2 separate regions of the Homo sapiens genome follow, and region 2 is linked to region 1. A link is an interaction called in ENCODE POLR2A ChIA-PET data of the cell type or tissue named here. Cell type or tissue: HepG2. All regions are shown on one strand. Links, peaks and the distances in the headings refer to the core of each region. The heading gives the core; the rest is flanking DNA.

What was found. Peaks named below come from ENCODE experiments on the same cell type or tissue, not always from the same donor. Only the 100,000 strongest peaks of a DNase experiment are listed, where the experiment ranks them.
Region 2: POLR2A ChIA-PET joins it to region 1 with 6 read pairs; 8 of 35 experiments call an interaction of 5 or more read pairs at or near these places.

The regions. Positions count from the first base shown.
Region 1 is chr10:102,999,444-103,014,911 of GRCh38, reverse strand. All of the region lies in intron 1 of CNNM2 (cyclin and CBS domain divalent metal cation transport mediator 2), which reads right to left. Among named protein-coding and RNA genes, the nearest start is that of CNNM2, 89 kb to the right of the region's middle. In HepG2, for the core only: no CTCF peak of the experiment used is centred there; a DNase peak (open chromatin) is centred at 7,711.
Region 2 is chr10:102,933,991-102,949,458 of GRCh38, reverse strand. The region is part of intron 1 of CNNM2 (cyclin and CBS domain divalent metal cation transport mediator 2); the gene reads right to left. Among named protein-coding and RNA genes, the nearest start is that of CNNM2, 23 kb to the right of the region's middle. In HepG2, for the core only: no CTCF peak of the experiment used is centred there; no DNase peak of the experiment used is centred there.

The sequences.
Region 1 (15,468 bases), core at 3,062-11,061:
TATAATTTTTTTTTTTTTTAAAGACAGGGTAGTGCTCTGCCACCCAGGCTGCAGTGCAGTGGCACAATCATAGATAACTGCAGCCCTGAACTGCTGGGTTCAAGTGATCCTCCCACCTCAGCCTCCCAAAGCTCTAGGATTATAGGCATGAGCCACTGCACCCAGCCTGTAAATGGTATTTAATAGAGGAATTTCATCTGTCAAATGTAAAAGCGCTTGAGCATCAGTCAAAAAACAAGCAAATAGGCATTTTTAATATTAACACCCAACTAAATTTTTCAGTGAATTTTTAAGTATATTTAAGGTTTAAAGAAAAGTGGGCTTTTAAAAATCATAATTTTAATAAGCTAAGCTCTGACCAAAGCATAAATAACTCAGGAACTGTCTGGCATAGCAGAATCGAGGGCTTTGCTCCAAATTCTCACCCGCTTGACCTTAGGCAAGTTACTCGAATTTTTGTGCCTCAGGGTCTCCATTTGTAAAATGAAATAATACTATTAATACCTACATCAAGACCCTTGTGAGGACTGAGTTAATATATACAAAGCACCAAGAACTGTTATTGAGTAAATTGCAGGTGCTTCATCAATGTTAGCTAGATTATCACCATCGTTAGTATCACTGATACCACCTGCCAAGGCTATGCATACTTTGAGGGCAAGGACAACGTCTTGTCTTTACATGCCTAACATTTAGCATGCTGCCTGGTACCCAATAGGCATGCAATTAATATTGCCTGAATTTAACTGAAGAGTCTAAAATTCTAGCTATCAGGGTATGACTTTCAAGCTGTAATGCGTAAAGAGAACCAACATGACAAATGGCAGGGGCAAAGATAAACAGGCCAATGAAAAACAAGATTTTATACAGTCAGAAAATACTGTTTCTTACAATTTGGAATGGTTCTTACTTACTCTAGGAGTTTCTCAGGTCCTAATTGTCTTAAGGGAATTTCTACTGGGATTAGACGATGAGAGCTCATCTAAATCTTGACCCTAGATCTAGAATTACACAGATTTAATACAGAATTTGAGCTGTCCCTCCAATAAATTTAATCTAACACAGTTTACTCTAGAATTAATTACTTAAACTTTTTCCAGTCACCATAACTTGTTTCTGAACTAAAGTATAATACAACCTTAACTCATTCAATCTAGGCACCCTTTTTATTTTCCATTGCTCTTGCAATTTTCCAGCAGTTTACTCTCATTTGAGTTCATTACCAGTACTCCAGATGGAAACTTTCCCTAATAGGTTGTTCCATTCACAGCGATTTAGAAAGCACTGTTTGCGTCACAGTTTTCGGCTTGGATAAAGGGAGCTGTTACTTCAAACCCCATTTCTTCTTGGTGTCCTGCAGTCAGTCACACCTGAGCGCACCCAGCACTCAGCCTGCCTTCTACTAACGACCTTTTAAAGCAAAATGCTTTAACCCACCAGGTAGCAGATTTCCCTTCCTTCCAGTGCACAGTAAGTCCATGCAGGCTATAATTCCTTCAACAGACATCAAATGACTGCAGTAACAGTAAAAAATAATTCACAATTACTGAGGGTGCTCTGCGTGCCAATGTGTTTGTATATCTTAATTATTCCAAGAACTCGTGAAGAAGAGACTATTTATCCCATTTTATAAATCACAAAACAGACTTAAAAAGGAACTAACATTCCCTGGGTTTTTATCCTTACTTTGAAGGTGTCTGGATTTGACAAAAACAGTGTCCTTTTGTAGAATAGGGCCCTATGAATTATTATCCTCATTTTATAAATATTAAATATCAAAGATTATACAGCTAAGAGGCACACAGAACCAGAATTCAAGTCTGTCTGATTCCAAGATCCACACTGTAGCTTATTTTGCTATGTTACCTATTCAATTTTATGAAGGTCTTTTGCAGCACACTCTTCTACTCTCAGCTAAGGAATGAAAAAACTGCCTAAAAAGGCTTACTTATTTCATATGGTACTTCTTTCTATGTTTGAAGCAAGATAGGAAAAGGAAAGAGAAGGAAGGAAAGGCTATGGTAAACTTTCTCTCCAAAGATTTGATAGCACTGGAGAATGTTCAGTATCTTTGGATCTGATAGGGTCTAAGAAAGGGTTCAGTACTTAACCATATTTCACTATAACTCTAGCCAGTGTGGTACAGACTGTTGTTGTAGAGAAGAGTTTATTCACCAAACTATATACTGAAAATGAAAACTCATTTGTCAAGGATTAGATCACTCATATAGGCAATAAGAATTTGTCTTTAAAAAAAAAAAAAAAAAAAAAAGTCTTGCTCTGTTTCCCAGGCTGGAGTGCAGTGGTGCAATCTCGGCTCACTGCAACCTTCGCCTCCCAGGTTCAAGCAATTCTCCTGCCTCAGCCTCCCAAGTAGCTGGGATTACAGGCACCCACCACCACGCCTGGATAATTTTTTTGTATTTTTAGTAGAATCAGGATTTCACCATGTAGGCCAGGCTGGTCTTGAACTCCTGACCTCAGGTGGTCTGCCGGCCTCGGCCTCCCAAAGTGCTGGGATTACAGGCGCGAGCCACCATGCCCAGCCTGGCAATAAGAAATTCTTAAACATTATCAATGATACCTAGGAAATTACATAAAATCTCTCCTACATTGGTGGTGGGGGTGTTAACTAATATAATTTCATTGGAGGGCAATTTGGCCAAATCTACAAAAATTGCAAATGCAGGTATCCCTTGATTCAGCAATTCTACTTCTAGGAATTTATCCTACAGGGAAACTTACATAAGCATAAAATGATGTGTAAACAATGAAATTCTTTGTTGTACTGTTAATATCCTGTATTTCTGGAAGGATATACAAGAATAACAATGGCTGCCTCTGAAGAGTGTGCTGATCTGATAGCAAGGGGAAGAATTTTCACTATATACTTCTCTGTGCTTTAAAAATTGTATACATTAGGCTGGGCATGGTGGCTCACACTTGTAATCTCAGCACTTTGGGAGGCCGAGGTGGGCAGATCACGAGGTCAGGAGTTCAAGACCAGCTTGGCCAACATGGTGAAACCCCGTCTCTACTAAAAATACAAAAATTAGCTGGGCATGGTGGCGCGTGCCTGTAGTCCCAGCTATTTGGGAGGTTGAGGCAGAAGAATCGCTTGAACGAACCTGGGAGGCAGAGGTTGCAGTGAGCCAAGATCACGCCACTACACTGCAGCCTGGGCAACAAGAGTGAAACTCCATCTCAAAAAAAAAAAATTATACATACACACACACACACACACACACACACACACACACACACAGTGCAAGTATTACTTATGCAAAAGAAAACTAAATAACAGTTACCAGTTGCTTTTTGCATTTTCTTTTCTCACTTCTCTCTGACAATCATAATTCCTAAGCTTTTCATTTAATTCTTGAAGCATTTTTTATAATACACTGTTTCTTAGATAGCTTATTTTGCTTTGCCAATGGCCATGGAATGCTTTTATTTTTTGAGATGGAGTCTTGCTCTGTTGCCCAGGCTGGAATGCAGTGGCACAATCTCAGCTTACTGCAACCTCTGCCTCCTGGGTTCAAATGATTCTCCTGCCTCAGCCTCCTGAGTAGCTGGGATTACAGGCACGCACCACCACACCTGGCTAATTTTTGTATTTTTAGTAGAGACAGGGTTTCATCATGTTGGTCAAGCTGGTCTCGAACTCCTGCCCTCGTGATCTGCCTGCCTCAGCCTCCTAAAGTGTTGAGATTACAGGCATGAGCCACTGTGCCCGGCCGGAATGCTTTTATTAAGCAAAGAAGCAACTCACTGACACACACCTTTCCTCAGTATGTGCAGATATTTACATCTTCCACATGCTACGCATTGTGGTGGATGTTTGAAATAAAAAGATATATAGTCCCTGCTTAAAGTTATGTCACAATTACTACTTTTTTCAAAATGAAATTTTTTCCCTCTGATTATGAGAAAGTAATACAGGGTAATTGCTCTGAAAAAACGAAAAAGTAATATAAAACATAAGAATATAAATATCACGGCCAGGCACGGTAGCTTACGCCTGTAATCCCAGCACCCTGGGAGGCTGGGGGGAGTGGATCACCTGTGGTCAGGATTTCAAGACCAGGCTGGCCAACATGGTGAAACCCTGTCTCTACTAAAAATACAAAAATTAGCTGGGCATGGTGGCGGGCGCCTATAATCCCAGCTACTCCGGACGCTGAGGCAGGAGAATCGCTTGAACCCAGGAGGCAAAGGTTACAGTGAGCCAATATCACACCACTGCACTCCAGCCTGGGCGAAAAAGGGAGACTGTCTCAAAAAAGAAAATAAAAATCATGTTAAATCCCACTACCCTTTAACATTTCAGTGTTTATCTGTCCAAAATTTTTCATTTCATTTCTTTTTAGAAACAAAAATGAGGCCAGGTACAGTGGCTCATGCCTATAATCCCAGCACTTTGAGAAGCCAAGGCAGGTGGATTGCTTGAGCCCATGAGTTCAACACCAGCCTGGGCAACATGGCGAAACCCCATCTCTACAAAAAATTAGCCGGGCATGGTGGCACATGCCTGTAGTCCCAGCTATCTGGGAGGCTGACGTGGGAGGATCACCTGACCCCAGGAGGTCCAGGCTGTAGTGCGCCATGATTGCACCACTGCACTCCAGTCTGGGTAACAGGGTGAAACTCTGTCTCCAGGGGAAAAAAATAAAAAAAAAAAAGATGGTCATATTATATATACTATTTTGCAATGTACATTTTCCTCTTGTATATGAACATGTTTCTATATTACGTTATTGAAATGTTTTAAATTGTTCTAAATCAAATATGCATATATAATTAAACATCCCCCAACTTGTTCCAACTTCTTTTAGCAGTCTTTTGTAATTATTTCCATCTCTCTAAATGTTTCTACCATTATTTGACATGATATTTTAATAAAATAATCTGTATTAGTGAAGTTTAATACGTTCTTCGCAATTTTTGTCTCTAATTGTGAAAAAAAAAAAAAGTCTTAAATTTCCTCCATTTGCATGTGACAGCCACAAATCCAGTCTGATGCAGGTGTGCTGTACTAATATAAATACCTTAAGAGGAACAGCAATAAACAAGGTAATCTTCCAAACAGTCAACAGCTCTTGATTACTACTTTTTCTGGATATATCTCATTTAGACACTGTCTATGGACTTCAACTCACTACAGATGATTTTCAATATCTCCCACCCTCTGGTTCTCCATTCTCCCAATATACTTTTTTTTTTTTTTTTTTTTTTTTGGAGACTCAGGCTAGAATGTAGTGGTATGATCATGGCTCACTGCAGCCTCCCACCTCCTGGGCTCAAGCGATCCTCCTGCCTCAGCCTTCCAAGGACCTGAGACTATAGGAACACACCATCATGCTCAGCTAATTTTTAAAAATTTTGTAGACAAGTGTCTCACGGTGTTGCCCAGGCTGGTCTCAAATTCCCAGGCTCAAGCGATATTCCCACCTTGGCTTCCCAAAGTGCTGTGACTAAAGGCGTCAGCCATCATACCCAGCCTAAAATCTAGTTATTGAGCAAAATTTTTCTGGTTCAATCCCAATTTTTTAGTTAACTCAAATGTCATAAACCAACAAGAAATTTCTCTTACAGAGAATAATTTGTATAAGTTAGTTGTGTTTTCCGTTTTTTTTGAGACGGAGTTTCAATCTTGTTGCCCAGGCTGGAATGCAATGGTGTGATCTTGGCCCAGCACAACCTCCGCCTCCTGGTTCAAGTGCTTCTCCTGCCTCAGCCTCCCAAGTAGCTGGGATAACAGGCATGCGCCACCACACCTGGCTACTTTTGTATTTTTAGTAGAGACAGGGTTTCTCCATGTTGGTCAGGCTGGTCTCAAACTCCTGACCTCAGGTCATCCGCCTGCCTCGGCCTCCCAAAGTGCTGGGATTACAGGTGTGGGCCACCGTGTCTGGCCATTAGCTGTATTTTTAAGAACTCTCAAAGTGTCCCACAGTTGAGTATATCAGGTTGTCTAAACTGACAGGCATTTAGCTCATATTATAAACTATACTACAATTATAAATGGGAACTCGAAAAATCTTGTTTTACAAATGCTTGGGAATGTGCATTTCAGAGTCCATATTTGTAGAAGTACAGTATGAGCATTTGGGTTTTTTTTTTTTTTTTTTTTGAGACAGGGTCTCGCTCTGTCACCCAGGCTGGAGTGAAGTGGCTTGATCTCGGCTCACAGCAGCCTCCGCCTCCCCGGTTCAAATGATTCTCCTGCTTCAGTCTCCCTGGTAGCTAGGACTACAGGCATGTGCCACCACGCCCGGCTAATTTTTGTATTTTTGGTAGAGATACAGTTTTGCCATGTTGGCCAGGATGGTCTCAAATTCCTGACCTCAAGTGATCCTCCTGCCTTGGCCTCCCAAAGTGCTGGGATCACAAGTGTGAGGCACCACCCCGGCCAAAAGTTAAACACTTGAAACTCATTTAATTTCTGACAGAGTATTTCTAATCCAAAGCTAGTCTATACACAGTGGTGACAGCAAGGGTGGCTTCTCAAGTATACAACACATGCCATCACACAAGCCCCATGTTTGGAAGGGCCTGCACTTGGTATAAAGCTTTGCCACTGTTTTGAAATTCTTAATGTTTGAGGAAAGTATTTCACATTTTCATCTTGCCCTGGGTCCTACAAATTACACAGTTGATCCTGAGTGACAGTGAGGTACAGCCCCCTGCCCAATAGTAATTTGAAGCTAAGATAAATAAAGGTTTCTCTCTAGAATCAAACATGGAAACTGGTTTAAAAAAAAAAAAATCCTCCAGCAATCTAACACAAGATATTGTAAATATGTGACTGAAGAGATCCAGAACACAAACTCTACTCAGTGGGATTTAGGAGCAATTTCAGAGACATAGAGCAAAAATGTGATTATTTTAGTGAAGAGAAATTGTTGTGGGAAGTCAGGGACCCCGAACGGAGGGACCGGCTGGAGCCGCGGCAGAGGAACAGAAATTGTGAAGATTTCATTTTAATACGGACATATATCAGTTCCCCAAATTAATACTTTTATAATTTCTTAACGCCTGTCTTATTTTAATCTCTTAATCCTGTTATCTTCATAAGCTGAGGATGTACGTCACCTCAGGACCACTGTGATAATTGTATCTAACTGTACAAACTGATTGTAAAACAAGTGAGTTTGAACAATATGAAATCAGTGCACCTTGAAAAAGAACAGAATAACAGTGATTTTCAGGGAACAAGGGAAGACAACCATAAGGTCTGACTGCCTGCGGGGTCAGGCAGAATAGAGCCATATTTTTCTTCTTGCAGAGAGCCTATAAACGGATGTGCAAGTAGGGAAGATATCGCGAATTATTTTCCTAGGAAGGAATATTAATAATTAAGACCCTGGGAAAGGAATGCATTCCTGGGGGGAGGTCTATAAATGGCCGCTCTGGGAGTGTCTGTCTTACGTGGTTGAGATAAGGACTGACATACACCCTGGTCTCCTGCAGTACCCTCAGGATTATTAGGGTGGGAAAGAAACCCCACCCTGGTAAATCTGAGGTCAGACCGGTTCTCTGCTCTGGAGCCCTGTTTTCTGTTAAGATGTTTCTCAAGACAACATGTGTACCACTGAACATAGACCCTTATCAGGAGTTTGATTTTGCCCTGGTCCTGTTTCCTCAAAATCATGTGATCTTTGTTCTCTTGTTTGCCCTTTGAAGCATGTGATCTTTGTGACCTACTCCCTGTTCGTACAGGCCCTCCCTGCTTTTGAAGTCCTTAATGAAAGCCTGCTGGTTTTGCAGTTCAGGTGGGCATCACGGTCCTACCGATATGTGATGTCACCTCCAGAGGCCCAGCTGTAAAATTCCTCTATTTGTACTCTATTTCTCAGATCAGCCGACACTTAGGGAAAATAGAAAGAACCTACGTTGAAATACTGGGGGTGGGTTCCCCTGATAGAAATTTATTGGGTTATAGAACTTAAGGCCTCAAAAATTAAAATCATATAAATGGGCCAGGGGTGGAGGCTCACACCTTTAATACCAGTGCTTCAGCAGCTGAGGCAGAAGGATCGCTTGAGGCCAGGAATTTCAGACCAGCCTGGGCAACATAGCGAGACCCCATCACTATAAATGAATAAATAAATAAAATTATCTGGGTATGATGGTGTGCACCTGTAATCCCAGCTACTCAGGAGGCTGTGGTAGGAGGACCGCTTGAGCTAGAGGGGTCAAGGCTGCGGTAAGCTGAGATCGCACCATTGCACTCCAGCCTGGGTGACAGAGTGAGACCCTAAGTAAAAGAAGAACCAGCATTTGACAAAATTCAGTATCTGGCCATGATTTTAAAACCAAAAAACCAAAACCATCTTTTAGCAAATTTAGGAATATAAGGCCTTTTTCAATCTGATGAAGGGGAGCTATACAAAATCTAAAGCAGGCCAGGAGTGGTGGTTCACACCTGTAATCCCAGCACTTTGGGAGGCTGAGGCGGGTGGATCACTTGAGGTCCGGATTCAAGACCAGCCTGGCCAACATGGTGAAACCCAGTCTCTACCAATAATACAAAAATTAGCTGGGCGTGGCAGCAGGTGCCTATAATCCCAGCTACTTGGGAGGCTGAAGCAGGAGAATTGCTTGAACCCCCAAGGCAGAGGTTGCAGTGAGCCAAGATCCAGACACTGTGCTCCAGCCTGGATGACAAAGCCAGACTCCATCTCAAAAAAAAAAAAGAAAAAAGAAAATAAATCTAAAGCAAACATCACAGTTAATGGTGAAATACTGAAAGCTTTCCCCCTGCAATGGGAAATAAGACAAGGATATCACTATCACTCCTATTCAACTGCAGGTCCCAAACAGTACATTCCAGAAAGAGAAAGAAATAACCTCGGAAAGGAAATATATTAAACTGTCATGATTTGCATATGACACGATTACATTCACAAAGAAAATCCAAGAGAATCTATATATAACCATGAGCTTGAGCCCAGGGGTTTGAGACCAGCCTGGGCAATATGGTAAAACCCTGTCTCTACAAAACATACAAAAATTAGCTGGGCATGGTGGTATGTGCCTGTGGTCCCAGCTACTTGGGAGGCTGAGGCAAGAGGACTGTTGGAGACTAGGAGATCAAGGCTGCAGTGAGCTATGATCATGCCACTGCACTCCAGCCTGGGTGAACAAATGAGACCCTGTCTCAAAAAAATAAAGTAATATATACAATGAAAAATGGTAAGTGAATTTACCAATATTGTTCCATTAAAGGTTAACATACAAAAATCAATTTTTTTTTTGAGAGACGGAGTTTCGCTCTTGTTGCCCAGGTTGGAGTGCAGTGGTGCGGTCTCAGCTCACTGCAATCTCTGCCTCCCAGGTTCAAGCAGTTCTCCTGCCTCAGCCTCCTATGTAGCTGTGATTACAGGTGTGCACCACCATGCTTGGCTAATTTTTGTATTTTTAGCAGAGACGGGGTTTCACCATGTTGGCCAGGCTGGTCTTGTACTCCTGACCTCAGGTGATCCACCCACCTTGGCCTCCCAAAGTGCTGGGATTACAGGTGTGAGACACCGCACCTGGCCAACTGTACTTCTATATACCAGCAGCCAACAATTATTAAATAGAAATTTTAGAATGAAATCATTGACAATAGTATCAACGAATCATATACTTAAGAATGAACTAGCAAATAAAATCTCTATACAGAAAACTAGAAATATTACTGAAAGAAATTAGGCCAGACACAGTGGCTCAGGTCTGTAATCCTATCACTTTGGGAGCCGAGGTGGGTGGATCACTTGAGGTCATGAGTTCGAGACCAGCCTGGCCAACAGGGAAAAACCCCGTCTCTACTAAAAATACAAAAAAATTAGCTGGGTGTGGTGGCGCATGCCCATAATCCCAGCTACTCGGGAGGCTGAGGAAGGAGAATCACTTTAACCTGGAGGGGGGAAAAAAAAAGAAATTAAAGACCATTCAATAATGGAGGGCTATAAGCCATGTTCAGGAATTTGGATGTTGAAACACTAGTTCTTTCTCAAGTTGATCTACAGATTCAATACAATCCAAATCAAAAATCCAGCAGGTTGTATGTGGAAACTGATACCAATTATAAAATTTATGTGAAAACACAAAAGGTCCAAGAAAAGCTGAGACGATCTAGAAGAAGATATGTAAAAGTTTGAGCGAAACAGACTCACACACACCTAAACAAAGGAATCTCATGCACTGCTGTTGGAGATGTAAACTGAGACAGTAACTTTGGAAAACCATTTGGCATTCTTTACTAAAACCAAACACAAGCATATCCTATGGCCTTGGTATACTCAAAGTGTGGTCCACAGCCAGTCCAACTGGCTCCTGACAAATGCAGACTCTCAGGCTCTACCCTTGAACTACTGAAGCAGAATCTACCTTTTAACAAGATTCCCAGGAAACTGATGTGCACAATACAGTTTGAGAAGCACTGCCTTATGATCCAGCAATTCCACTTCCTGGCACACACTTATCAGAAATGCACACAGATGTCCACCAAAAGACATGTTCGAGAATATTCATAGCAACACTATTCATAATAGCTAAAAACAAGAAAACTACCTAAATGTTCAAAAATAGAAAGAATAAAGTGTGGTATAATCACGCAATGAGGCTGAGCATGGTGGCTCACGCCTGTAATCCAGCACTTAGGGAGGCTGAGGCGGGCAGATCACCTGAGGTCGGGAGTTCGAGACCAACCTGGCCAACATGGTGAAACCCCATTGCTACTAAATACAAAAAAATTAGCCAGGCTTGGTGGCAGGTGCCTGTAATTCCAGCTACTTGGGAGGCTGAGGTAGGAGAATCGCTTGAACCCGGGGCGGGGGTGGGGGCAGAGGTTGCAGTGAGCCGAGATTGCGCCACTGCACTCCAGCCTGGAGACAGAGCAAGACTCCATCTCAAAAAAAAAAAAAAAAAAAAAAAAAATTCATGCAATGGAGTACTACTCAGCAATGAGAATGCACAGTCTACAATACAACTCACAAATATAATGCTGTGTAAAAGAAATCATATCAGAAGAATACACCTTGTATGTTTTCATTTATATAAAGTATAAAAACAGGAAAAATTGATGTTAATGTCAGGACAGTGGTTACCCGGGGGGATACAGTAACTAGGAGAGAATAGTGTTTTAAAAAAAAGATAGAGTCTCGCTCTGGTGCCCAGGCTGGAGTGCAGTGGCGCGATCTTGGCTCAATGCAACCACAGCATCCTGGGTTTAAGTGATTTCCGGCTAATTTTTGTATTTTTAGTAGAGACAGGGTTTCACCATGTTAGCCAGGCTGGTCTCAAACTTCTGACCTCAAGTGATCTGCTTGGCTCAGCCTCCCAAAGTGCTAGGATTACAGGCATGAGCCAACGCACCCAGTTTATTTCATGACATGCATAATTCTACATGGATGGGAAAACCCATCAAGCTATATACTAGTAACTTTTTGCATACTTTTCTGTATACACGTTATAATTTAAAAGTTCACTTAAAAAAGTACTAGAAGGAGGGCTAGGTGTGGTAGCTTATGCCTGTAATCCCAGTACTTTGGGAAGCTGAGGCAGGCGGATTACCTGAGGTCAGAGGTTGGCGACCAGCTTGGCCAACATGGTGAAACCCTGTCTCTACTAAAACCACAAAAATTATCCAGGTATGGTGGCTCGTGCGTGTAATCCCAGCTACTCAGGAGGCTGAGGCCATGAGAATCGCTTGGACCCAGGAGGCGGAGGTTGCAGTGAGCTGAGACCATGCCACTGCACTCCAGCCTGGGCAACAGAGTGAGACTCCTATTAAAAAAAAAAAAAAAGATTCACACATGTTATAGCATGTATGCATACTTCATTCCTTTTTATGGCTGAATAATAGTCCATAGCATGGATACACCACATTTATTTACCCATTTACCAAATGATGAACATTTGGGTTGTTTCCACTTTTTAAGTATTATAAATAATGCCGCTATGAACAACTGCGTACAAGTTTTTATGTGAATATATGTTTTTCTTTCTCTTGAGCATATACCTAGTAGCAGAATTGCAGGGTCATATGGTAAATCTATGTTTAGCATTTGGAGTAACTGCCAAACTATTTCAGAGCAGTTAGACCATTCCACATTACCTCCACCAATGTATAAGGATTCCAACCAGCCAGGCGCAGTGGCTCACGCCTGTAATCCCTGCACTTTGGGAGGCTGAGGCAAGTGGATCACCTGAGGCTGGGAGTTCGAAACAAGTCTGACCAACATGGAGAAACCCCCTCTCTACTAAAAATACAAAATTAGCCGGGTGTGGTGGCGCATGCCTGTAATCCCAGCTACTCAGGAGACTGAGGCAGGAGAATCACTCGAACCCAGGAGGTGGAGGCTGCAGTGGGCCAAGATCACGCCATTGCACTCCAGCCTGGGCGACAAAAGCGAAACTCTGTCTCAAAAAAAAAAAAAAAAAGATTCCAGTCTTGTCAGCCACATCCTCGCCAGCCCAGGCTTGTTATCTTTTTCTATTATAGCCGTCCTAGTGAGTACAAAGTGCTGTCTTGTAGTTTTGATTTGTATTTCCCATCTTTTCACGTGCTTATTGTTCATTTGTACATCCTTGTTAGAGAAATGTCTATTAAGATCCTTTGCCCATTTTTAAATTGGATTGTCTTTTTACTATTAAGTTGTATCCAGAATAAAGAACTCTTACAGTCCCTTATCAGATATAATCTGCAAAAATATTCTCATATTCTGTGGGTTCTTTTCACTTCCTTGATGGTATCCTTTAGGAGCAGAAATTTTTAACTGTGATGTCCAATTCATCAATTTTCTTCTGTGGTTGCTTTTGCTTTTGGTGTCATATCTAAGAAAGCTTTACCTAATCCAAAGTCATGAAGGTTTATTCCTGTTTTCTTCTAGGTGTTTTATAGTTTTATTATTTATTTATTTATTTGGGAGAAAGTCTTGCTCTGATCACCCAGGCTGGGGCGCAGTGGCAGGACCTCGGCTCACTGCAACCTCTGCCTCCCGATTCAAGTGATTCTCCTGTGTCTCAGCCTCCCAAGTAGCTGGGATTACAGGCATGCACCTGGCTATTTTTGTATTTTTAGTATACAGGGGGTTTCACCATTTTGGCTAGGCTGGTCTCGAACTCCTGACCTCAAATGATCCACCCACCTCAGCCTCCCAAAGTGCTGGAATTACAGGTATGAGCCAGCGCACCTGGCCTGTTTTATAGCTTTAGTTCGTACATTTAGGTCTCTGATATATTTTTAGTTCATTTTTGTGTAGGATATAAGGAAGGGGTCTATTTCCATTCTTTTGCATGTGGATATCCAATTGTCTCAGCACACTGTTTTGTTGAAAAGACTATGAGAATGAATAGTCTACAAATAGATAAGCTCTTTTCTTTCCTCCATTGACTCATCTGGCATCCTTGTGGGGCTGGGATGGGGCAGACATCAATTGACCATAAATATTAGGGTTTATTTCTAGTCTCAATTCTATTCCATTGATCTATGCTTATCCTTTGGCCACTAACACAGAGTCTTCATTACTGTAGCTGTGTAATAAGATTTTTTCCCCCAATTTTTTGTATTGCAGTAAAACATACATAAGATTTACCATTTTAACCATTTTTTTAACTGTACAGTTCAGTGGCACTGAGTACATTCACACTGTTGTACAACCATCACCAACACCCATCTCCACACCTCTTTTAATCCTGCAAAACTAAAATGCATTCAACAATTTCCCATATTCCCCTCTCCACAGCCCCTGACAACCACCCTAATACTTTCTATCTCTATAATTTTGACTAATCTAAGTTCTTCATATAAGTAGAATCATATAGTAATTGTCTTTTTGTGACCGGCTTATTTCACTTAGTATACTATCTTCAAGGTCCATCCATGTTGTAGCATATGTCAGAATTTCTTCCTTCCTAAAACAGAACATATTCCATTGTTGGTAAATACCACATTTTGCTTACCCATTCATCCACTGATGGACAGTTGGTTGGCTTCTATGTTTTAGCAACTGTGAATAATACTATTATAAACATGGTGTACAGGCCAGGTACAGTGGCTCATGCCTGCAATCCCAGCACTCTGGGAAGCCAAGGAGGGCAGATCACTTGAGGTCAGGAGTTCAAGACCAGACTGGCCAACATGGCAAAACCCCATCTCTACTAAAATACAAAAATTAGCTGGGCATGGTAGTACATACCTGTAATCCCAGCACTTTGGGAGGCCAAGTCAGTGGATCATTTGAGGTCAGGAGTTCGAGAACAGCCTGGCCAATATGGTGAAACCCTTACTCTACTAAAAATGAGCCAGGTGTGGTGGCACGCACCTGTAATCCCAGCTACTTGGGAGGGAAAGGCACAAGAATTGCTTGAACCCAGGAGGCCGAGGCTGTAGTGAGCCGAGATTGCACCACTGCACTCCATCCTGAGTGACACGGTGAGATCGTGTCTCAAAAAAAATAAAAAATAAAATAAAATAAAACACACACAAAAAAATCAAAGGGGTGTACAAATATCTCTTCAAGACACTGCTCTATTTTTGGCATATACTCAGAATTGGAATTGCTGGATCATACGGTAATTCTATTTTTAACTTTTTGAGGAGATGCCACACAGTTTTCTATAGCAGCTATTCCATTTTATTTATTTATTTATTTATTTATTTATTTATTTATTTATTTGTTTTTGAGACGGAGTTTCGCTCTTGTCACACACGCTGGAGTGCAACGGCATGATATCGGCTCACTGCAACCTCCACTCCCCAGGTTCAAGCGAGTCTCCTGCCTCAGCCTCCCAAGTAGCTGGTATTATAGGTGCCTGCCACCACACCCAACTAATTTTTGTATTTTTAGTAGAGATGGAGTTTCACAACATTGGCCAGGCTGGTCTGGAACTCCTGACCTCAGGTGATCCATCTGCCTTGACCTCCCAAACTGCTGGGATTACAGGCATGAGCCACCATGCCCAGCTATTCCATTTTAAACTACCACTAACAGTGCACAAGGGTTCCAATTTCCCCACATCTTTGCCAACACTTCTTATGTTCTGTTTTTTTGACAGTAGTCATCAGAATGGGTCTGAGGTAACATCTTATTAAAGTTTTAATTTGCATTTCCCTAGTGATTAGTGATAAGAATCTTTACATGTGCTTATTGGCCAACAGTAAATTTTGAAAGTTTTTTCAAGACTGTTTTTAGCTATTCTGTGTCCCTTGAATTTCCACATGAATTTTGGGATCAATATGCCAACCTCTGGTGCGGAGAGGTGGGGGGGGAAGGGCAGCCTGGATTTTGATAAGGATTGTATTAAATAGGTAGATCTGATAAGCATTGCCATTTTAAAAATAGTCCTCTAATTCATGAATCCATGAGTCGACAAACACAGCTTTCCATTTGAGTCTTTAATTTCTTTTAATGTTTTAGTTTGTAGAACACAAGTTTTGAAATTTTTAATTAAATTATTCCTAAGTATTTTATTGTA
Region 2 (15,468 bases), core at 3,483-11,482, 66 kb after region 1:
TCATGCCTGTAATCCCAGCACTTTGGGAGGCTGAGGCAGGCGGATTACCTGAGGTCGGGAGTTCAAGATCAGCCTGACCAACATGGAGAAACCCCTTCTCTACTAAAAATACAAAATTAGCCAGGCGTGGTGGCATGTGCCTGTAATCCCAGCTCCTCAGGAGGCTGAGGCAGGAGAATTGCTTGAATCGGGGAGGCGGAGGTTGCGGTGAGCCGAGATCACACCACTGCACTCCAGCCTGGGCAACACAGCAAGACTCCACCTCAAATAAATAAATAAATGGTATCTAGTGAACCTGACAAAGCAATGCTCATTGTCAGATATGAGTCCATTGCCTAAATTTAGCTTTAATGCACAAGAGCTGGACACTGTAGTTGGTGCTGTGTCAGTCAGAGAATACCTAAGTTCTCCAAACTCAAGGTTCTCTCCTAAAAAGGCAGAGTGCCATAAAAGAGAGCAGCGTATGTGAGGTCAGACAGCTTCCAGTGCCAGGTCTACTTCTGCTTACTAACTGCATGATCTTTGACTTTTCGGGCCCCGGTTATGAAGATAATATCTATATTTTGCCTCTCTCTCTCTATCATTGAAAGGGGGGTTGGTAAAGCCTTGTCCTTTTTGGCATCTTCAAATCAATCATCCTCTCCCCATCCCAACCACCCAGCTGTCATCATTTCTTACCAGACTTCTGCAAAGGCCTCCAAATGCCAGTCTCTGTCTCTCCACATCTTTTCTCTCTCCTCATCAAAAGATTTTCCACACAGAAGACCTTTTGAAAATGCAACTCTAATAATGTCATGCTCATGTACCCCCAATACTTCAAGGACATATTGTTGCTCTTAGAAGAAATCCTGGAACCCTTAGTGTGGCCTGCAAGGTCTGCCTGCTGGAGTCCCTGCTTGCTTCTGCTGACTTCGCCAATAGCATCTTGTACCACCCAACCTACCCCTCAACATGCACACACACAAATTATTTGTGTTCCAGCCACACTAATCATCTTTCAGCTCCTTGAGTGTACAATGTTACCTCCCACCTTATCATGTCTCCCTGCAATAGTCTCTTTTCCACACCCAAATTTCCTCTAGTTGACGCCTACTTATCTGTCAGATCTCAAGTCACCCAAAAGCTACTTTCTTCCCTCCCGTCCCACCTGCCAATATTCTCAGGGCACTAAGTACTTCTCCCCCACAGCACATGCAGATGAGTTTATTCGTGTGATGATTTGCTTCATGTCTATCTCCCCCACCAAACTGTCAGCACCAGGAAGACAACAACAATCTTGTTCACCAAAAGACATACAATGTATGTTTCAAGAAAGAAGTGATCTTTTGAAACCTGATAATAGAAAATTACAAGATGAATGTTTTTACCTGTGTGGGGTTTTTGTTTGTGTTTGTTTTTTTGTTTTTTGAGAGGGAGTCTCGCTCTATCCCCAGGCTGGAGTGTAGTGGTGCAATCTCGGCTCACTGCAAGCTCCACCTCCCGGGTTCACGCCATTCTCCTGCCCCAGCCTCCTGAGTAGCTGGGACTACAGGTGCCTGCCACCACGCCCGGCTAATTTTTTTTTGTATTTTTAGTAAAGACAGGGTTTCACCGTGTTAGCCAGATGGTCTCGATCTCCTGACCTCGTGATTTGCCCGCCTTGGCCTCCCAAAGTGCTAGGATTACAGGCATGAGCCACCGCGCCTGGCCTGTTTGTTTGTTTTTGAGACAGAGTCTCAGTCTGTCAACCAGGCTGGATGGAGTGCAGTGGCGCAAACTCAGCTCACTGCAACCTCCATCTCCCAGACTCAAGTGATTCTCCTGCCTCAGCCTCCCAAGTAGCTGGGATTACAGGCGTGCACCACTACGCCCAGCTAATTTTTGTATTTTTAGTAGAGACAGGGTTTCACCATTGGCCAGGCTAATCTCAAACTCCTGACCTCATGTGATCTGCCCACCTCGGCCTCCCAAAGTGTTGGAATTACAGGCGCGAGCCACTGTGCTCAGCAGTCAGTGGTTTTTTTTCTTCATTTTTCTTCACTTTATAAGTATTTCCAAATATTTTTAAAATTCTAGCCAATATATAACATCATCACAATGAAAAACACTAGAAGACGCATACATCTTTCTAAAACAGAAACAAAGTCGTTTCAAATTAGAAACTTCTGCTTGCCTGAACTTATTCACAGCTTTAGAACAGTGTGAAACATGACTATTAAATATAAAACTGAACCCTTTATAGGGTTATTTTAAAACCCAGGGAACTATAAAAGGATTATAGTACCTATGAAGCAGTAGGAAAATGATTAAAATGTATGCCAGGGAAGGGATTACAAAACATATGACTGGAGAATTTATGGCAGTGGGGTTAGTAACTATAAACTAGTTCAGAGTAAGTTAGTATTTATGAGAAAAAAAATCAGTTCTTCAATGGTTCACATGTCCTATCTCATCAACATTTACTCTGAGTAAAAAGTTCTGGCATTTGGTGAAGAGCTACTCAGATACATGCAGAATTGTATTTGAAGGGGAAAAAATGGATACTAACATATTAAGTATGGCATGTGTTTTGTTCTTTCTCAGATCACAATATTGTTTTTTCCAAGTTGGTTATTAACATGTTGTAGTTTTTCCTTATTTAAAAAGTAAACATCTGGAAAATAAGTACCATGACAAAGTCTCCAATCCTTTCTTAACGGTGCTTCAAGTTCTATCCCGGTTGCAAATCAAAATAGTGAAGTAACTCTTTCAGGCTACAGAAAACACTAAAAGTGCAGAACAGAAGCAGTAACACCTCACGGGTGTTCAATTATTAATGTACTTCCCCTGAAGCTTACCCTGTTTAACCTAGGAGTGAAGAATTTGGGCTCAAAGGAGTTGCACAAGCAGGGAAGAATAGATCTTTAAAAAAACAATACTTTGATTCAAACAACAGCTAGCACAAGTGCTTTAAAAAAGTCCTGCATGATAGAAATTACCCCCGTGAGAGACTTTTCTGTCAATATACAAGTTCAATTAGTATCACTAATTGCTTTTAGGTATCCCTAAAAGCAAAATGGAAAAGATTCCGGACAACAATCAATATATCACAAGAATAATCAATATGTACATTAAATGTAGGGCAAAGAATCCTAAGAGCCAGTCAAATCAACTGCTCACAATTCTCCCAAACACAACCTTTCTGCCTCTGTGCCTTTCCCAGTATTGGTCCCTGCAACTAAAATGTTCTGACCCTCCCCCAGCCTCTGGCCTCCTTTGAGACTGCCCTAAGAACACCTTCATCTTCCCATTGCTAAAGCACTTTGTAACATTCCCTGCAGCACCAATGAACTCATTCTGTCTTTTTATAACTACAGCCAGGACTTTCCCCCATGTTCCTGAAGGACTTGCTCAACACGTAAAATGGCTTTGCATTTTCCACACTGCCTTGCACATTATAGATCAAATATTTATGGAAGCTGTCAAAACTGGAGAGACGTGGAGGTCTGAGTCTCAACCCTGCCTTTATGGTAAAGTAATCAATGACCACAGAGATGAAGTAGCTTTACAGGTAAAGCAAATATCGACTGAGCACCTCCAAGTGGCAGGCCCAAGGCAAACTAAACAAAATTCCTGACCTCAAGGAGCTCATCATCCTGCGAGAAGAAATTGTAAACAACAATTACCCAAAGGGAAAAAAAGAAAAGATAAACATGGATACATAGAGTCTTACAATAACACAGAAGAGGGTACCTAACATAGCCTGCAGGTAGGTAAAGGCCTCCTCTGAGCAACTAGCTAAGCTCATGTAATGCTTAGGAGAAAACAACAAGGGAAGGGAGAATGGAACAAGCCAAAGGGAAGCACAGAAGCAGGCAGAGAGAGGAGAGAGCCTGGAGCTCTGCTTCAGTGTGGCTGGAGGGTAAAGGACACTGTGGGGCGCAGGGGGATGGAGTGGGGGGAGCAGGAGAGGAGGCTGATCTGCCTCTTTTGAATAAATGAATAAAGGAATGTACGCAAAAGAAAACATAATATATGCTTTCTTTCTACTTGCAAAAAAGTTATACTCTATTTGAGATTATACTGTATTTGTTTTGTCTTATTGGTTAGGGGTCACTAAGAGGCAGCTGGAAATAGCACTAGATAAGAATCAGGAAACCCAGGTTCTAGTCCTAAAACAGTTGTTACCAACTACACAGTTGCTCTTGGGCAAAACACTAAACACTCCTCTGGAAAATAAGGTGCTTTGAACTACATTCACTTCTTCCCCTTCTTATTTAAACGCCTATTTCGATGCTTGAATGGGAAAAGAAACAGGTTACTATAGACAAGGATGGACAAAGAAGGCTTTGCAGAGTCATACTTTTTAAAGGGAGGAGTGAGATGCCAAAATCCTTGGGTGAGTTTGTGGGGGATACAGGATATGTACACAATCTAAAAATATCACCTCATAGATTCCTTGTTAATTATTAAGGGAAGAAGGTACTTTTTACTATGTGGTATTCTTGCCAAAAAAAAAAACAAAAAACAAAACAAAACCATATTTAACCCTGCTTCTAATTATGAGAAGATAAGATAAATCCAGATTGCAGAACATTCTACAACTAGCCCGGACTCCAAAAATGTCAATGTCATGAAAGAAAAAAAGGCAAAGGAGCTATTCTGGATAAAAGGACATCAAAGAGACATGCCAAGTGAATGAATGTGGACTGAATATTAGATAATATGTTTGTACTGACATTAAATTTCGTGGGTGTGATCATGGTACTGTGCTTATTTGGGAGAACATACTTAAGAGATACATGCTGAAGTGTTTAGGAGTGAAGTATCATGATGTCTGCAACCTACTTTCAAATGACCAATGGTCCAGGAAGAAAAGATGTACACACACACACACACACACACACACACACACACACGAAAAGATACAAATATGGCAAAATATTAACAACTGGTGAATGTAGATGAAGAGTATAAGGGAATTCATTGTACCAATTAAACTTTTCTGTGCTGGAATTATTTTCAAAATAAAAAATTGCAGGGGAGTAGGATGAATGAGAATTAGATAAGCAGAGAAAAGCCAGGGCATTTTCCAGACAGGTACTATAAGAGTTACGAAAGCAGGCCAGGCACGATGGCTCACGCCTGTAATCCCAGCACTTTGGGAGGTCAAGGCAGGCGATCACCTGAATTCAGGAGTTCGAGGCCAGCCTGGCCAATATGGTGAAACCCCATCTTTATTAAAAATACAAAAACTAGCTGGGCGTGGTGGTGGGTGCCTGTAATCCTAGCTACTCGGGGGGCTGAGACAGGAGAATTGCTTGAACCCAGGAGGCGGAGACTGCAGTGAGCCGAGATCGCACCAGTCTTGCCTGGGCGACAAAGCAAGACTCCATCTCAAAAAAAAAAAAAAAAAGAATTATGAAAGTAGCAACTTAAAGATTAAAGAGAATTAAGAAATGTGAGGTTTTAATTGTAGGTTAATTTTCTGCCAATCTTACATATATGTAAACTTACGGATCCCTTAGGTATAAGGGGTATAGAAGTTCAGAAGTCAGCATAGATTTCAAGAAAACAATGGAATTGTAACTAGGTATTAAAGGCTGAGCAGAGTTTTAGACGAACAGAACTAAGTACTCTTTAGGATGAGAACATGAGCAGAGGTGTGTTAACTACAGACAATGTGTACAGACATAAACACATATATATACAACACACAGACATACAGACATACATATGAATATACATATATTATACACATATATGACATGCAGTTATGAGATTAGCCATTTTAGACAGAAAATAAAAACAAGGGCTAGAGCCAGAGTATGAAGAGCTCTACAAACTCTGGAAGGCTCTGGATTCCATACAGTAGTAGTTGGTAATGAGTACTCTTGACTTTTTTTGTGCGTTTTTTTCCTAAATAATAAAAGTAATGCCTGCTCAATTTAGAAAGTACAGAAGAAAATTAGATGCATATAGATATCACCTCATTTTTATTAACATTTCAGTGTATCTCCTACCAGTTTTGTATGTAATTTTTTTTTGTTTTTTGTTTTAGAGATGGGGTTTTGCTATGTTGCCCAGGCTGGAGTGCAGTGGCTATTCAGAGGTGAGATCATAATGTACTACACAGCCTTGAACTCCTGGGCTTAAGCCATCCTCCCGCCTCAGCCTCCCAAGGAGCTGGGACTACAGGTGCATGCCACCATGCCCAGCAATGCAGCTTTCTTTTTTTGTTTTTGGTGGGTTTTTTTGGTTTTTGTTTGTTTTTTTGAGACAGAGTCTTGCTTTGTCACCCAGGCTGAAGTGCAGTGGCACGATCTCAGCTCACTGCAACCTCCACCTCCCGGGTTCAAGCAATTCTCCTGCCTCAGCCTCCCAAGTAGCTGGGATTACAGGAGTGTGCCACCACGCCTGGCTACTTTTTGTATTTTTAGTAGAGATGGGGTTTCACTATGTTGGCCAGGCTGGTTTTGAACTCCTGACCTCAGGTGATCCACCCCCATCAGCTTCCCAAAGTGCTGGGATCACAGGCGTGAACCAGCCTGTGATCCAGGCGCGCCTGGACTGCAATGCAGTTTTTAAAACACAGTTGAAACCATGTTGCTCTTTTCACTTAAAATAATAATCTCCCCCATGTTATTAAAAACTTTATAAATGTAACTCTACTGGCAACATCATATGTATATAGCTAGACTTGGTTAACTATTCTTCAATGCTGGACTTTTAGACTGTTATAATGTTTTGCTATTTTTAAAAACTATTTAGTTTCTCAAAAAATTAAGAATAGAATTACTATATGACCTAGCAATTCCACTTCTGGTTATATATCCAAAAGAACTCAAAGCAGGGACTCCAACAGATGTTTTCACACCCATGTTCATAGCAGCATTATTCACAATAGCCAAAAGGCAACTCAAATGTCCATCAACAGACGAATGGATAAACAAAATGTGGCACATATACACAACGGAACATAATTCAGCCTTAAGAAAGAAGGAATTTCTGACACATGCTACAACATGGATGAACCTTGAGAACATTACATAAAGTAAAATAAGTCAGTCACAAAAAGATAAATACCATATAATTCCATTTATATGAGGTACCTGGAGAAGTCACAATCATAGAGACAGAAAGTAGAACATTGGTTGCCATGGGCTGGGAATTGGGGAATAGGAAGTTTTGTTTAATAGGTATAGAGATTCAGTTTTGCAAGATGAAAAGCGTTCTGGAATGGTGGCACACCATGTGAATGTACTTAATACTACTGAATCGTATACTTGAGATGGTTAAAATGGTAATTTTTATGTTATATTTTACAGAAATGTTTAAAAATAAATAGAAATTTAAATGAGCACCTCTGTGTTTTAAGTTTTACATGTATTTCTGATTAGTTCCTAAGATCACATTCTGGAAGTGGAGCTACTAGGTGAAAAGATATACAAAAAGTATCAGGTTCTTAAATATAGAGCCAAATGGCTTCCTAGGAAGATTATACAAATTAACACTACCATCAGTAGCATAAAAGAGTACTAGTATCACAACACATTCTCAACAATATTCAGTTCAATCATTCAACAATATCTATTAAGCACCTATGTGCCAGGCCCTGCTGTGGGCCCTGGCAACGCAGCAGTGAACAAGACAGACAAGTCCCTGCCCTTATGGAGCTTACGTTCTAGTAGGAGAGGCAGGTGAAAAAAAAAGAAAAAAGATGAATAAGATATAGTACAGTAGAGGGCTAAGGAGAAAAAGTTGCAGGAGAGGGGCTGGAATCGTAAGACTGCCATGGACAGCCTGGCCACAGCGGGGATATCTGAGTACAGATCTGAAGGAAGGAGGGAGCAAGCTGCAAAGCTATCTGGCGAAAGGACATTCCAGGGAGAAGGAGCAGCAACAACACAGGCTCCAAGGCAGGGGCATGCCTAGAGTACCTGTGGCACTCAGGAAACAGCCAGAGGTCACTGTAGCTGCTGGAGGAGTAGGAGATGCAGCCAAAGAAGGGGCCATATCCCATGGGACCTTGCCAGTTGTATATGATCATTTTTTTTTATGCTGGCTATTTTGACTTGTTAAAAGACAATATCAACTGGGCACAGTGGCTCACGCCTGTAATCCCAGCACTTTGGTAGGCCAAGGCGGGCAGATCACTTGAGCCCAGTTGTTTAAGACCAGCCTGGGCAACATAGCGAGACCCCATCTCTACTACGTAATTTTTTATAAAATAAAAAATAAAATAAAGACAATATCATATTACTGTAATTATAAGAGGTTTTTAACAAACTGGTAAGATGAAAGTTATGTTTAAGGAAGATCAGCCTGGCAGAGGTATGCTTGATGAAACAGACAATAAAGAAAGCCATCTTGGAAGTTTAATGATAATCAAAATAGACTGATTCATGCATTAATTTAAAATGTATTTCTAGGCTGGGCGCAATGGCTCACACATTCTGTATCACCCAGATACAGAATGGAAAAGAGTACAAATTCATATGTAATCCCAACCCTTTGGGAGGCCAAGGCAGGTGGATCACTTGAGGTCAGGAGTTTGTGACCAGCCTGGACAACATAGTGTGAAACCCCATCTCTACTAAAAATATAAAAATTTGGCCAGGCGTGATGGCAGGCACCTGTAATCCCAACTACCTGGGAGGCTGAGGCAGGAAAATCACTTGAACCCTGGAGGTGGAGGTTTCAGTGAGCCAAGATAGTGCCACTGCACTCCAGCCTGGGTGACAGAACGAGACTCCATCTCAAAAAAATAATAATAAAATAAGGACCAGGCGCGGTGGCTCACACCTGTAATCCCAGCACTTTAGGAGGCCAAGGAGGGCGGATCACGAGGTCAGGAGATCAAGACCATCCTGGCTAACACGGTGAAACCCTGTCTCTACTAAAAATACAAAAAATTAGCCAGGCATGGTGGCAGGCACCTGTAGTCCCAGCTACTTGGGAGGCTGAGACAGGAGAATGGTGTGAACCCGGGAGGCGGAGCTTGCAGTGAGCCGAGATTGCGCCAGTGCACTCCAGCCTGGGTGACAGAGTGAGACTCCATCTCAAAAAATAAATAAATAAAATAAAATAAAACAAAATGTATTTCTGGAGCACCCAAAACATAATAAGCACAAATAAGAGGGGCTAAGGGCTGGCACTGTAGCAGTGGGAATGGAGAGAAAACAAAAAGTAAAAGATGCGTTTTCAAAACAGATCAATTATGTTTGATAACAATATACAGAGGGGAGGCCAGGCGCAGTGGCTCACACCTGTAATCCCAACACCTTGGAAGGCCAAGGCAGGCAGATCACTTGAGGTCAGGAGTTTGAGACCAGCCTGGCCAACATGGTAAAACCCCACATCTACTAAAAATAAAAATTTTTAAAAAAGAAGATACAGAATGGAAAAGAGTATAAATTCATATGTACTTCAAGTTACCTGAGAGCAGGAAATCTGTCTAATTCCTCTTTGGCCGTCTCCTACATGGCGGTTTTTTTTTTGTTGTTGTTGTTGTTGTTGTTTGTTTGTTTTTTGAGATGGAGACTCACCCTGTCGCCCAGGCTGGAGTGCAGTGGCGCGATCTCAGATCACTGCAGCCTCCACCTCCCGGATTCAAGCGATTCTCCTGCCTCAGCCTCCCGAGTAGCTGGGATTACAGGTGTGCGCCACGCCCAGCTGATTTTTGTATTTTTAGTAGAGACGGTGTTTCACCATGTTGGTCATGCTGATCTTGAACTCCTGACCTCAGGTGATTCGTCCATACCAAAGTGCTGGGATTACAGGCGTGAGCCACTGCGCCTGGCCGCCAGTTCTTTATTATGATGCTAAATACATGCTTATGGATTAAAGATGAGTCAAAGAAAGTCTTCTCAAGATGGAAAAAGAACATGGAAGGAGACATAAGGACAAAATCTTGGGGACTGCTCAATTAGAAATGGAAGGGAAAATCAAGAACCTAAAAAGAAAAAGGAAGCAGTCAGAGAAACAGCAGGAGCCAACCTGAAGAGTGGTCCTCACCTACAGCTAAAAACAGTAAAGGGGCCAAGCAAGAGAGGAAAGGTAACAACCAAGATGTAGATGTGGCAATAAAAGAAGTCATGGGTTGTAACTGTTTGAAACAAGATTGTAGAGGATTAAAGATGGCAAGGAAAAGGAAGTAACTAGCTATTCTTGAAGAAATCTTGCAGTAAAAAGAGAAAGGAAAAATAGACAGCTAATGATCCCCTAAGACATAGAACTCTGCCAGAAATTAGCCTCTGATCCTGCACTGAAGCTAAGTAAGCCTTAAGGAAATATTTACAACCTTCAACCTGGCTGGGATCCTCAAACAACTAGGCAGGTTGAATGAATACAGGAAAGATCCTACCTACACCATGTCTGAAAAAGGCAACAAATCTTCGAATTTGCTACTCATACCTGGTTTGGTAAGTGGCTTTGGGAGGTCACAGATAAAGTAATAACTGCTGACTTTTTGGATATTTAGGTAATGTGAGATAAATCAGCTTAAATCAACTAAGGGCCTTTGTCTGCTTGTTTATTTTAGTCTCCATAACTCCTATTAGAGGCTCTCCTCAAATATTCAGAGATCTATCGCTGTCCATTCATATTTCAGAGGAAAGCATTAAAATGCTGGCTGGAAGTTCTGTGTCAACTGATGATCTTCACTCTACAGTAATCAGGTCAAAACGCTGGTATATTTTTAATATCAAGGAACTCAGTAAAAATTAAATTTAACTGTCTAATAGGCATAGGACTATTTAAGAGCAATGCCATCTGTAAGTAAAGGAAACATCGATTTCTCTCCCTAAAATGTTTAATTTTTTTAGAAAGTTGGCTAAAGGAGTAGAGGCGTTGTCTTTTTTTTTTTTTTTTTTTTTTTTTGAGACAGGGTCTCACTCTGTCACCCAGGCAGGAGTGCAGTGGCGCAATCCCATCTAACTGCAGCCTCTACTTCCCAGGCTCAAGCAATCCCCCTACTTCAGCCTCCTGAGTAGCCAGCATGACAGGTGTGTGCCACCATGCTCAGCTAATTTTTTCTTTTTTTTTTTCCATTTTTTGAGACAGAGCGTTGCTCTGTCACCCAGGCTGGAGTGCAGTGGCACAATCTTGGCTCACTGCAAGCGCCGCCTCCTGGGTTCAAGCAATTCCCCTGCCTCAGCCTCTCGAGTAGCTGGGATTACAGGTGCCCACCACCATGCCCAGCTAATTTTTGTATTTTTTTTTTTTTAGAAGAGATGGGGTTTCACCATGTTGGCCAGGCTGGTCTCGAACTCCTGATCTTGAGCAATCCACCTGCCTCGGCCTCCCAGAGTGCTGGGATTACAGGTACGTGCCACCGCACCCGGCCTAATTTTTTAATTTTTTTGTAGAGATGAGGTCTCACTATGTTGCCCAGGCTGGTCTCAAACTCCTGGGCTCAAGCCATCCTCCCAACTGGGCCTCCCAAAGTGCTTGGATTATAGGCGTGAGTCACTGCGCCCCACACATTGTCATTATTTTATGTCATTTTAACAGACTTTAGTAAAGGCACCTAAATGATAGCTAACTTATCCTATAGTTAAATTAAACGTTTCTGGGGTTGGGTGCAGTGGCTCATGCCTATACTCCCAACACTTTGGGAAGCCAAGGTGGGAGGATTGTTTGAGCCCAATAGTTTGAGACCAGCCTGGGCAACATAGGGAGAGCCTGTCTCTACCAAAAAAAGAAAAAAAAAAGGTTTCTGTATACATCCAGAAAAAGAACGAAAGAAAATCACATCTGTTTATCTGTCTGAGAATATGTACGTTTTAGGAGTATAATCAAACCAAATATTTGATCTTGTCTTGATCAAAGCTAAAAGGTCTTTTTATTTTAGCAAAATGTGTAAGATATACATTTTGTAGGCTTAATAGTCTGGAAACTATTAACTGAGCTTCAAGCACAGGTGGTTCAGAACACTCCTTTTATCTTTTTGTCTCCTTTTAATAATCAAGACTAGATTTACAGTGATTATTTATTTAGACAAAAGGAAGCACCAGTTTCCAAAACCATCATGTCCCCAAATAAGAGGTATCTTGGGATTATAGCTTTATGTTAAAAGTACAGATCTAGTTGGAACTCAACTACTTAACAAAACATTTTTTTTTTTTTGAGATGGGGTCTCGCTATTTTGCCCAGGCTGGGCTTGAACTTGCTATCTTCCTACCTCAGCCTCAAGAGTAGCTGGGATCATGGGGCACATGCCACCCTGCTGGCTTTCACCAAACTTTTATTTAATCAGGGCTATCATGTAAGTATAAAAAAGTTTCATTCCAGGCAGACTACATACAAATCTAAACAAACTGGATTTTTGTCACCTATTAACATGTTTTGAAAACAAATGTAACCCAAAAGCCTAAATTCCCTTATTTCTCACACAAAATGAATCTTACTAAGATGTCACGTGTGTACTCACACACATTACGGGCTTTAAAATACTACTCATCTTTCACCCCAAACAGTAAGAATCACAATGAGGAGGAAAAAATGGCATAAATGACAGCACAGCTGCACTATAGATAAAATATTCCACATTCTCCAAGAAAAAATACCTGTGAGTTTCATCTAAATACATTTCAATTCTGTACCTCAATGAGTGGTTCAGGTTACAAAACTTGCACTTTATTTTGATGGATTTGGTTTCCCCCAAACATTACAAAATACATGCTTTAAACAGAAAAACTTGGAGCAACACAGAAAAACATACTTCCTCCCCTAAACCCACCACATCAAAAGATAGTCACTGTTGGTTAATATTTTGGTAAATGTTCTTCTAGTTGTTGCAGGTTAATGTATGTATATATGAACAAGCAAATAAAAACATAAAAGAGCAAAACTAAGCAGAAGATGGTCCACAAAATATGATTAAAAGAGTATTTTAGCCAATTGACTTGTTTCCAGCAGAATCTCACCCCTCTCCACACCCAATCTCCCCCACCCCCATTGCACCAAAAAAAAAAAAAAAAGCAAAGAGTTTCATTTTGTCTCTTCTGTTTACCTGGAACCCCAAACCCTCAAGGATCAGACTGATGATAGCAAGATGAAAAGCAATGACTAAAAGGTAGGGTTTTTTCTCTGCTTAGTTATCAACTCTACAGAGATGAAATTATTCCTGCCAAACCTTACATCAAGGAGGTACACTAGTGACTAAAGGAAATAATCTTGAAAGAGATAAGAAAGCATGCTATCTTGTTCTAGTTGTTTTTAGTTTTAATTTTACCTCTGAAGACCTGCTCAAATATTTCCATCTCTTGAATGATTCTGAGGACTGTCTAAACCCAAACGCCACTCCGCAGAGGCTCCGAGTTGAGTCAGCACATTGTTTCTATGATTGCAGATGGGCAAATGGAAAAACTGAGGCTTTGCACACTCCCATAAAGATCAGATGATGCCCTCAATCTGTCTTTGCTAGCATGGGAAAACATTCTCCCTCTCAGATTACCAGCCCCCTACCCCCACAGCACCAAAAAAAAAACCAAAAAAACAAACAAAAAAAAACACCATAGAGTTTCATTTTGTCTCTTCTGGTCACCTGGAACCCAAAAACCTCAAGGATTATAGTGCTAGGCCGGGCGTGGCATTTCATATCGTAATCCCAACACTTTAGGAGTCCAAGGTGGAAGGACTGCTTGAGGCCAGGAGTTAAAGACCAGCCTGGGCAACATAGCGACACTTTGCCTTCTACAAAAAAAAAAAAAAAAAAAAAAAAGCCAGGTGCAGTGGAGTGTGCCTGTGATCACAGCTATTTGGCAGGCTGAGGCGGGAGGATCACTTGAGCGCTGCTAGTCAACCAGGGCTGCAGTGAGCTGTGATTGTGTCACTGCACTCCATCCTGGGCAATAGAGCAAGACCCTGTCTCAAAAAAAAAAAAAAAAAAATTTTTTTTTAAAGGACCATACTGCTCATAGCAGTAAGAAATGCAGAGTAACAGAAGTCAGGGTTTCTTCTAGTCTTTGCAAATAAAACCAAAGAAGACCCTTGATAAATTGATGTGGAGAAGAAAGATACTACAAAAGTTTTTTTTGAGATGAGGTCTCCTCTGTTGCTCAGACTGGATTGCAGAGGTGTGATCACAGCTCACTGTAGCCTTGACCTCCTGGCTCAAGTGATCCTCCCACCTCAACCCCCCAAGTAGCTAAGACCACAGGTGTGCACCACCACACCCATTTTCTTTTTATTTTCTGTAGAGGCAGGGTCTCCCAATATTGTCTAGGCTGGTCTTGAATTCCTGGACTCAAGCAATCCTCCCACCTCCCAAAGTTAGCGCTAGGATTACAGGCCACCATGTCTGGCCCAAAGTCTTTTTTTTTTTTTTTTTTTTTTTTGAGATGGAGTCTCGCTCTGTCGCCCAGGCTGGAATGCAATGGCGCGGTCTCGGCTCACTGCAACCTCCACCTCCTGGGTTCAAGCAATTCTCCTGCCTTAGCCTCCCAAGTAGCTGGGATTACAGGTGCCCGCCACCATGCCCAGCTAATTTTTGTATTTTTGGTAGAGTCGGGGTTTCACCATCTTGGTCAGGCTGGTCTCGAACTCCTGACCTCAGGTGATTGGCCCTCCTCAGCCTCCCAAAGTGCTGGGATTACAGGCATGAGCCACCATGCCCAGCCCAAAATCATTTTTAAACTTTTTATTTTTAGATACAGGAGTCTTACTCTGTCACCTGGCTGGTGTACAGTGACACAATCATAGCTTGCTCACTGCAGCCTTGAACTCCCAGGCACAAGTGATCCTCCCACCTCAGCCTCCCAAGTAGCCAGGACTACAGGTGCGTGCCACAACACCTGGTTTACGAAAACATTTAGATATTAGCTAGTCTTTCTGTGCTTATCTCCAATCCCAAGTCCCTAGACTGATAAAAAGCCACTCTAAATAGTAGAAAGAAATAGATTTGGCCGGTGGCTCAGGCTGGGCGCGGTGGCTCATGCCTGTAATCCCAGCACTTTGGGAGGCCGAGGTGGGTGGATCATTTGAGGTCAGAAGTTCAAGACCAGCCTCGCCAACATGGTGAAACCTCACCTCTACTAAAAATACAAAAATTAGCCAGGTGTGGTGGCAGGCGCCTGTAGTCCCAGCTACTTGGGAGGCTGAGGCAGGAGAATCGCTTGAACCCAGGAGGCAGAGTTTGCAGTGAGCAGAGATCGCACCACAGCACTTGCACTCCAGCCTGGGCGACAGAGCAAGGCTCTGTCTCAAAAAAAAAAAAAGAAAGAAAGAAAGAAAGAAATAGACTTGCTTTTAAACTCCTAAGCTCCAGCCAGGCATATTTTTTGTCTTGACTGACATTTTATACAACCTATTTCTTCTTTTCCTATCTAATCTGGGACAGAAAACTTACTCTTTTATGGCAGGCATGGTGACTCATCCGTAATCCCAGTGTTTTGGGAGGCTGAGGCAGTAGGATTGCTTAAGGCCAGGAGTTCAAGATCAGCCTGGGCAACATAGCCAGACTCTGTCTCTCCAAAAAAAAAAAAAAAAAGTTAAAATAAGCTGGGC